Regions from separate parts of the Homo sapiens genome. Here all the other regions are linked to region 3. The links are chromatin contacts, found by Hi-C or POLR2A ChIA-PET in ENCODE. All regions are on one chromosome and are shown on one strand. The core of a region is the stretch at or near the end of the contact, and the rest is flanking DNA. Distances in the headings are between cores, read along the strand shown. Region 1 holds the start of GNPDA1 (glucosamine-6-phosphate deaminase 1). Region 2 holds the start of NDFIP1 (Nedd4 family interacting protein 1). Region 3 holds the start of NR3C1 (nuclear receptor subfamily 3 group C member 1).

Evidence for each region. A loop is a pair of places that touch in the nucleus more often than their neighbours do. ChIA-PET counts read pairs that join two places held with the same protein, here RNA polymerase II (POLR2A). Pooled maps may share reads with other maps.
Region 1: a pooled map shows a loop between it and region 3 (16-fold over the local background). The contact joins the promoter of GNPDA1 here to the promoter of NR3C1 in region 3. A Hi-C loop is called at or near these places in 1 of 37 single-sample maps with no recorded cell type and 6 of 50 pooled maps. POLR2A ChIA-PET finds 5 or more read pairs at or near these places in 1 of 52 experiments (activated naive CD4-positive, alpha-beta T cell).
Region 2: a loop to region 3 is called in a map of CD8-positive, alpha-beta T cell, with 5 times the contacts of the local background. The contact joins the promoter of NDFIP1 here to the promoter of NR3C1 in region 3. A Hi-C loop is called at or near these places in 1 of 168 maps with a recorded cell type or tissue (CD8-positive, alpha-beta T cell) and 8 of 50 pooled maps. POLR2A ChIA-PET finds 5 or more read pairs at or near these places in 1 of 52 experiments (T-cell).

What each region holds. Positions count from the first base shown.
Region 1 is chr5:142,011,649-142,014,395 of GRCh38, forward strand. It overlaps GNPDA1 (glucosamine-6-phosphate deaminase 1), which reads right to left and starts at 1,379. Exons shown (of 7, transcript NM_005471.5): 1 at 1,347-1,379; 2 at 264-393. The coding sequence starts at 387. RefSeq lists silencers at 504-563, 1,235-1,504 and a cis regulatory region at 2,646-2,747.
Region 2 is chr5:142,107,442-142,110,141 of GRCh38, forward strand. NDFIP1 (Nedd4 family interacting protein 1) reads left to right here and starts at 1,338. Exons shown (of 8, transcript NM_030571.4): 1 at 1,338-1,596. The coding sequence starts at 1,534. RefSeq lists an enhancer at 1,089-1,590 and silencers at 1,168-1,437, 1,498-1,627, 1,698-1,767.
Region 3 is chr5:143,402,277-143,405,111 of GRCh38, forward strand. NR3C1 (nuclear receptor subfamily 3 group C member 1) reads right to left here and starts at 1,410. Exons shown (of 9, transcript NM_000176.3): 1 at 935-1,410. It overlaps LOC128966704, which reads right to left. Exons shown (of 2, transcript XM_054328421.1): 2 at 2,390-2,640. The coding sequence ends at 2,610. RefSeq lists silencers at 406-505, 716-795, 1,036-2,305 and enhancers at 2,311-2,835, 2,356-2,425, 2,466-2,605.

The sequences.
Region 1 (2,747 bases), core at 129-2,628, 1.4 Mb before region 3:
TTAGGATGTAGCCTAAAAATCAAATTCTTCCTGCCAACCAAGATCCCTTCTGCTCCAGGATTCTGCAGGGACAGGCAGCGACTAAACCAACCCATAAGGGAAGCTGGGTCCTTTGTATGTGGAAGGGGCAGGAAGGTGCTCTCTCAGCACCAGTACCCCAGAGCCCCCGTGAAGTCCCTTGGCTGAGTGAGCCGGTGTACCTGGCCCCTGTTGCCTACTCTCTCCACCCTTATCCACGGCACCCTCTCCATCCAAGAACGCACCAGTGGGGAGCCCCAGGGTGAAGTACTTCTCTGGCCCTGGGTTAAACTGGATGATGCGGTTCCTGATGTATTTAGCCGCCCACTCGCTCGCCTGAGAATAGTGCTCCAGGATGATGAGCTTCATCTTGTCCTGCAGTGGGGGAGAGGGGATGACAGAAAGGAATCAATGGTAAGGGGCAGAGAAAGAGATGGAGGTGGTGGGAGAAGCTTCTCTTACCCAGCAACAATCCCCTTCCCAAGCTGTCTGAGCCAGGAAAAAGGCCTTTCTATTCACAGAGGAGCTAAGAGGCTAGGCCAGTCGTCTCCACCACCCACAGACCACGAGGAGGCGCCACTGGGGGCAGATCTGGGTTCTAATCTCAGCTCCTTCACTTACCACCTGCAGGACCTCGGTCAAAGGACCTAAGTTCTCTCTGAGCCGTTTCCTCCTATGTAAAAATTGGGACAATAGTACCTACTTCACAGACTTCACGACGGGTAATATGAAATGAGAGAATGCATGTAAACAACTTAGTATTTTCTACGTTGGCTGTTACCATCCAGATAGATGCTCGGCTCAGCCCCGCCTCCCTCATCCCTGCCCCTACCGGAACGGGATACCCTACCCCCTCCCCGCCGTCTACCCCAAGACTCTTCCTCCAGAAGTAGAGAGGTCATGGGATCATGCTGGGCCACTAGAGCAGGTGGGGCAATGAGCTCTGCCTGGGGAGCTGTGTGCTCTCTCTGGACTAGCGGAGGGGTCTTCCTACTGGCCCACCTTGCTTTGCGAACCCCTCTGGGTCTTCAGTTTCCCCCAAAGCACAAAAGGGAAAAGGTAATCGCTCCAGAAGGAGGACATTTTGTTCCCCCAGCACTGCGGTTAGTGGGAGTGTGAAGGAAAGAGGCGAAGGTGGCCCGCGCGGTCGTCGGTGGGGTACAGCGTGTCCCCCACCCCCATTACCACCCCATCGCCCCTCCGATCCCTCCTGGAAAATGTGTGAGGGCGGCTCCCCGGGGTCCCGACCCCGAGTGCCGTAGGGCTGGGGCAGCGCTCCGCGCTCCGGCCCGCGAGGAAGGTCCCCGCCAGCCCTGCTACCCACTTACACGGACGCCTCCCGCGGCGGCTGCAGCGACTGCGCCGGCGGCCCGGCCCCGCGCGGGTCACGTGGCTGCGGGTCACGCGGCGCCGCGTGCGCCGCCCGCCGGGCTGACTCAGCTTGGCCGCAGCTACCCGGACCGACTCTCCCAGGTGGAGGAGTTCCGGCCACTCAGTCCCACCTCGGTCCCTGGCCCCGGCAGGCCCTGGAACAGACCTTAAAAAACACTTTCCCTTGGGAGGCGGGGATTCGAGTCTGGTTTGTGTGTGTGTGTGTGCAAGAGGAGGGAGACTTGAGGGGCGCCGGGTCGCCCCCAGGAATACAACCCCCTGGACCTTGGGGCTGGGGCCGGGGGGTTTTAGTGCAGGGGTTGAGCTGGGGGCAGGCAAAGCAGAATCGCTTCCTCAGTCTCCTAGGGTTGGGCCTGGCTCTGCCTTCAGTTTCTTTCTTTGTTTAGATGCCATTTATTTACCCAAGTATTAAAACTTGTGTTGTTTAAAGTACAATTGGGCTTTTTAATGTCCTTTTTTAAAGATCAAACTTTGCAGCATTATATAATAGAGAAAAAGGCAGGCCCCTGGTTTCCCCAACTCCCCACACCAAGATAACCATTGCTTAGTTTAAGAGTACATTCTGAATTGCTTTCTTTGAATATGCTTACACTGTTATTTTACATAAATGGGAACACATACACATGAGGCTTATATATATCAAGGCTCGGATATTTGACCTGCATTATTTCACTTAATCCTTATTAAGCTCCAGTGAGGTAGGTTTGCCGTTACTTTTTAACAGGTGGAGAAACTGACGCTTGGAGAGAAAAATTAACTTGGCCAGAGGCACAAGTGGTTTCCCTTGTGCCTTCAATTCAGGGGGATCTGTCCAAATCCAAAATCCATGCTTTTTACCGCTAGCGGGCACTGCCTCCCAGCTGGTATGACTGGATTTGGGACGCTTCCATATCAGAAAAAGAGATCCATCTTATTCTTTCCAGTCAACATTAGAGTGTTCCAGACTTCTAGGGACACTTGGGAACTTTCCATGCGGAGGCTGGAGGAAGGACTTGAGTGCTGGTCATCAGTAACATCTTCCATTACATAGGGTTTTGCCAGAGCTTTGTGCGCATTATTTCATAGAATCCCGCCCAATCGTCAGATATGATTACCGCCATTTTATTGATGTGGAAACTGGGGATCAAAGGCGTACAGAGACTTGTGATATATGACCTCATAGTCTGACATCCCGGACTTTAGTCAGTGCTAGGGAGCAGTGGTGAGACCTTCTGAATCAGCCTAGTTTTCCTCCAGCAGCAAAAGGCCAAAGGAATCCTGGCTTTATGCCCACGGGACAGGGCCTTCCTCAGTCAGCCGGGTGGCCACGTTCTGCAATTCTGCTGAATCTGCTCACT
Region 2 (2,700 bases), core at 88-2,587, 1.3 Mb before region 3:
AATTAGAAGCTAAGACAATAATCATATTAATATAACCTCTACACTGCCAACTTGGAAAGGCAATGAAGAAGAAATGGGAATTGCAACAAGCTTCAGAGATGGAAGATTTTGTTTTTCTCTGTAGGACATGTGGGTAGAAGCAATTGCAGATGGCTGGGTGTGAAAGAAACAGACCTTGCAAGCCTGCTATATAGCTATACTGTGCTACATGGCATTGGGAGGTAATAAGATTTAAAAGACAAATACTCTTGTCTTCACAAAGCTTATAATTTAGTTGTGCAATACTGGGTAAGAAAGCTGGCTTAATGGAGTTGTATTCCAGCTTCACCCCTTAGTAGCTCTGTGTCATTGGGTGAGATATTTAATTTCTTTGGGCATAACTTCCTCATCTGTGAAACACTGATAATTGTATCTCCTATATGGCAGCTATGCCAGCCTCCTTTCTGTTCTTCCACAAGACAATCTCTCTCTGGACCGCCCTTTGCACCTGTTCCTGTGGTCGGGAAAGCCTTTAGCATGGCCAAACCCTTCAAGTTTTGACTTCATGTCACCGAGTCAGGGAGCTTTTTTGGAAAATATTGTTTCCGATTCCGCAGATGAGGCTGTTAAAATACTAAAGGATGGCATAAACATGAGGATGCTATTATAATCATCCACCCTAAGTAGGATTTGAGATCCAAGCAGTTCTCAAGGATTTAGGGTTAGCAAACTTTTTCTGTAAAATGTCAGATAGCAAGTATTATAGGGTTTGCAGGCCATACCAAACAAATGGGTGCTGCTGTGTTCCAATAAAACTTTATTTATGGACACTGAAACTTGAATTTCATGTACTTTTCACAGTCATGGTGGCAGACCGGATTTGGCCCCCTCCCTGTCGCTGGCTGACCCCTGGTTTATGAGTACGGCAGATAAAAGAAGGGAGTGAATAAGAACCACGATTCTGCTGCCAGACACGAGGGATCAGGTCGCTGCTGTGAAGATTGTCAACCTCTCTGGTTGCCAACGACCTCGAGAATGGGGTTGTGGTCCCTGCGTCAGGGCGGTTGTGCTGAAGGCTGGATGAGGGCACGTAGGTGAAGCTCAGTGCTTGGCACGAGGTGCTCATCAGCAGCATCGCCCTTGCTTTGGGCTGGCCTGTTAGTAATTCGTTTTTAGTGGAATCGAATACAACACTTGAGCCTCGGAGGCTCAGGTCGTCGGAGCAACTACACCAGGGCCGGTGCACCTCGGGGCGGCGGCGCAGGACTAGGCTAGGCCGGGCCGGGCCGGGCAGGGCGGCGCGAGTCGGGGGTGGGGCGGCGGCGCAGCGCCGTCGTCGTAGTCCCCGCCTCTTCCCCAGGGGCCGCGTCGGAGCCTCGGCGGCGGCGGCGGTGCTTACAGCCTGAGAAGAGCGTCTCGCCCGGGAGCGGCGGCGGCCATCGAGACCCACCCAAGGCGCGTCCCCCTCGGCCTCCCAGCGCTCCCAAGCCGCAGCGGCCGCGCCCCTTCAGCTAGCTCGCTCGCTCGCTCTGCTTCCCTGCTGCCGGCTGCGCCATGGCGTTGGCGTTGGCGGCGCTGGCGGCGGTCGAGCCGGCCTGCGGCAGCCGGTACCAGCAGGTAAGCGGCGCCCGACTCCAGCCCCGAACTCCGGTCCCTGGCTCTGCCCTGCCCGCTGGCCGCCTCAGGCCTCTCTGGCCGGCCCGCGGCCAACTCGACGCCGGGGCTTGGCAGGCCGCGCTGGGCCTGGAGGGGCGGGTCGGGCCCCGGGCTCGGATTCGAGGCTGCCACGGGCCCGGCCTGCCCGTCTGCGACCCCAGGTGGGACTCCGGCGGTGGAAAGTCCTCCTCCCGGCCTCGTTTCCCGCATTTCCCAGGGCGGGCGGGTCCCTGAGTCAGAACCCGCGACCCACAGGCGGCATCGATCTGAGGCATTCGTTTTTCATTTTTCCACCTTTGGTTTGATGTCATTGGAAAAGAAAGAAAGAAAAAAGCATGAAACGGAAACTGGGTGGAGAGAAAAGATTAAAATCTCTGCTGCTGCCGATAGCTCCCCACAGCAAGATGCTATTGCTCAGGGTTTCAGAGCCTAGTTTGTCGAAACCCATCCCCCTCGCCTCCGTTTTAAGACAAAAGTAAAAAATGAAGCAAGAGACAAGCCCGCAGTTTGCAGTAGATTTGGAAGAGGCGATGTTTGGCTGTGGTGATGCCCCAAAAGGGAGAGCTACGATGAAGTCTGCAGGGCGTGTGCCGGGTGTATTTTAAATGCTTGGAAGTGACGTTTTAAGAGATTTGATGGCATAGCTGGGGAGGAAATGTATAGGAAATGATTGGATCATTTTCTCGGGTTTGATTTAATACATTGAGGCCCCAGGGAAAAGAGCTGCTTGTTTCACTCCGCGTCTGTAGCTAAGTTCCCCCAGGAAATTTAGAGACCTTCTGCAGGGTTTTTGGAAGTGTTAATCTAACATACAGTAATGGTGGGAATTGAGCCAGGTGGTAAACTGATGTTGATTGGAACCGCAAATAACGGCTTGTGTTTGTCATGTTTCAGATGCTTTCGGTGCATACAGATGTCAATCCTCCTTTTATCAAATAAAATGTCCTATCTTAGACGATCTACAATTTTATATTTTAGAAGTAAGGAAAGCCAGCCAGTACGATGAAAACGTAGATTAACCCTGGTGCGGCCGGCCGGTTACTGGTTTGTTTTGCTATCATCAGC
Region 3 (2,835 bases), core at 160-2,659:
ACGAAAACGCTCCCTCAAGCGACATTATCCCCCAGTTTAAGTTGCAAATAACCCAGCCACATTAATTGGCCCTAATGAACCATGCCAGAGGGTCTTAAGTGGTATTACAAGGTTGCAATTATCAAGTCTGCAACCCCAAACGTCAAACTAGCACTTGTAAAAATCGCAGCACAAAACCATTACGGTTACAGGGGGTCTTTTTCTAAAAGGGGCCACTTAGAAACCTCAGGCGCGAATTAACAACAAACGCTAAAGAGCAAGCCCTTGCGGGGCGGGGGTGGAGAAGAGAAAAAAGTGCGAGGTTAAAAGAGAAGTACGTCCAGACCTGTTGAGTTCTCTCTCCGACACGCCCACTTCTAACAGATAACGCCGGCCCCGGCCGCAGTCTCCAAGTTGCGGGCTGTCAGCCCCCCGCGTGTGCACCCTCACGCGCCCCGCACGCCCTCCTCAAGCCAGGCGCCGCCGGGGCCTCCCCGGAGCCCGGGCTCGCGCTCGGGCGCGCCGGGGTGGCGTGCAAATATTCGGGCGAGTAAAATTCAGACGCGGCTTAGCGTTCACCACGAAAACGGGTGTCGGGCGACCCCCTTGGAGGGAAAGGGGACACTAGGGGGAGAAAAGAGGCCAGGATTCCCGCGAGGAATGAGAGGCTCGAAGCCCCCGGCAGTTCGACAGGGCTCCGCTCGCCGTCCGAGGTCAGGTTCCTCCCCCTCGGCCCGGCCAGGGGACGCCTGCGGAGGGAGAGGAAGAGGCCAGCGCTGTCACCCGCGCGCTGCCCTTTCGTCACCGTCGCCCGGCCCTTGCCAGCCCCCCACCCCCACTCCCCGAGGCTAATAAAAGTTTGTAGGCTCCCGCGGCGGCCCCCGAGTTGTCTCCGGTCCCAGCGGCACCTCGGGGGAGCGAGCGCGCCCCGGCCCCCTCCCGCCTCGCTTCTTACCTCTGGCAGAGGAGCCGCTCGCCCGCCACCGTCCGCAGTTCCCGCCGCAGCCGAGATAAACAACTTAGCTTGTGAACGCAGAAGGAGCAGGAGGGAAATATATTTTTTTTTTCTAAAAAAAGGAAGTAAACAGCCGCCCCTTTCTCCATGGGTGGGGGGAGAGCCCCTATTTAAGAAAGTCTCCCATTGCCCAGCTGACAAGCCAGCCCTCCGCCCCGCGCCGGGCTCCGCGGGTCGAGGTTCCGGGCGCGCGTGCCCCGTCCCGGTCCCAGCTGCTTCGGCCGCTCCGGCTGCGGCGTCTCCTTCCACCCACAGAATCCGTCCCCGACGGGCAGGCGGTGACTCGGGCTCCCGTCACAGACACGAGCTCGCAAAATGGAGGAGGCGGCGGCGGAGGGAAGAGAGCGCGGACACGCGAAAGGGCAGCCCGGCCTGGGCGAGCGAGCGGGACCGAGCGGGGAGCGGGTGGAGGCGGCGCCACGGCGCGCACACACTCGCACACACGCGCTCCCACTCCACCCCCGGCCGCTCCCCGCCCGAGGGGCCGCGCGGCGGCCGCGGGGAACGATGCAACCTGTTGGTGACGCTTGGCAACTGCAGGGGCGCCCGCGGTCCCTGCCCCCACGCCCTCCGCGCGGGCCCCGCCACCCCGGCCCCGACGGCGCCTGCACGCCCGCGTCCCCTGGCGTGGCCGCCCCGCCCGGTGCGCCGCGCTTCGCCCCCCGCCCCCAACTCCCCAGGAAAAAGGGTGGCGGCGGCAGCGGCGGGGGCCGACCTGGTCTCTCTGGGGCGGCGTTAAGAGGGCCACCGAGTTTCTCCAGTTTCTTTTCTCGCTACCTCCTTCCCGCCCCCGCCCAGCTCCGCGGCTCCAGACCCACTCGGGAGCTCGCTCTGCCCCTTGGCGGCAAGCGCCGCCAGTGCCCCTGCGGGTGACAGCGGGCGGGCCACAAGAGCCGGGGCGCCTCCCGCGGCTGAGCTGCGTGAGTGGCCCGCGCCGCCGCCGCCGGGCCGAGTTGCGTGAAGTGTGTCACTTCGAAAGGGGCTACGGGGTTGCACGGAAACGGTGCCGCAGCGTCTCGGCCGCGCTCGGGGCCGGGCGGCCTGACACGCCCTCTGGGGAGGCTTCAGGGAAGGGACGGGATAGCGGGGGTCGGCGCATACGTACTTTGGGCCCGGGGGGAGTCGCGTGCCGGCAGGTCCCCCACCACCGCATCATCTGGGCGGCCGGGTCTTCAGCTGCCGCCGCCGCGCTCTCGCACTGGGAGAGAAGTTGCAAAGCAGAACCCACCCTCCCCCGCGCCCCGACCGTCCCCCACCCTCTTCCCCGAGTCTGCGAGGCGGCGGCGGCGGCAGAAGGAGGCGCCGCCTGCCAAGTTCAACCCCCACCCCTCCCGCCCAATGTGCTCACACTCGAAGGAAGTTGCACGCCAAATGCAAAACCTCCAGCGAGCTGGATTTCTTTGCACTTTTTTTTTATTATTATGATTAAGGAAAGCAGGGGGCGGCAGGCTTAAAAGCAAGTTGCAGGCGAAATAGTAAGTTGCTGGCGAAATATAGCCCCCCTTCCGAAACTCCTGACCTCTTCTTCCACCCCGGCCAGGGCCCGCGTCCAAGTTCCCGGTGCAGGCCCCACCCCCGAATCTTGACATTTGCTGCCCTCGACTCTGTGCGTTGCTCACCCTATCACGTTCATAGGACCCCTGCCCCTACAAATAAAACAAAATACAGGCAGCTTTAAAATGCCAGCGTTCAACTCCCTACAGATGTTCCTGTTAGGAGCTTCCCCCTCAGTCCAAGGGGAAGGGAACTCGTGGTCCGTCCTGAGAAAGGAGAGGGCCGTGGGGCGAGGGGTGCCCGTGCGGGAAGCCCCCGCCCCAGCTCCCTTCCCCAGCTCGCCGCGT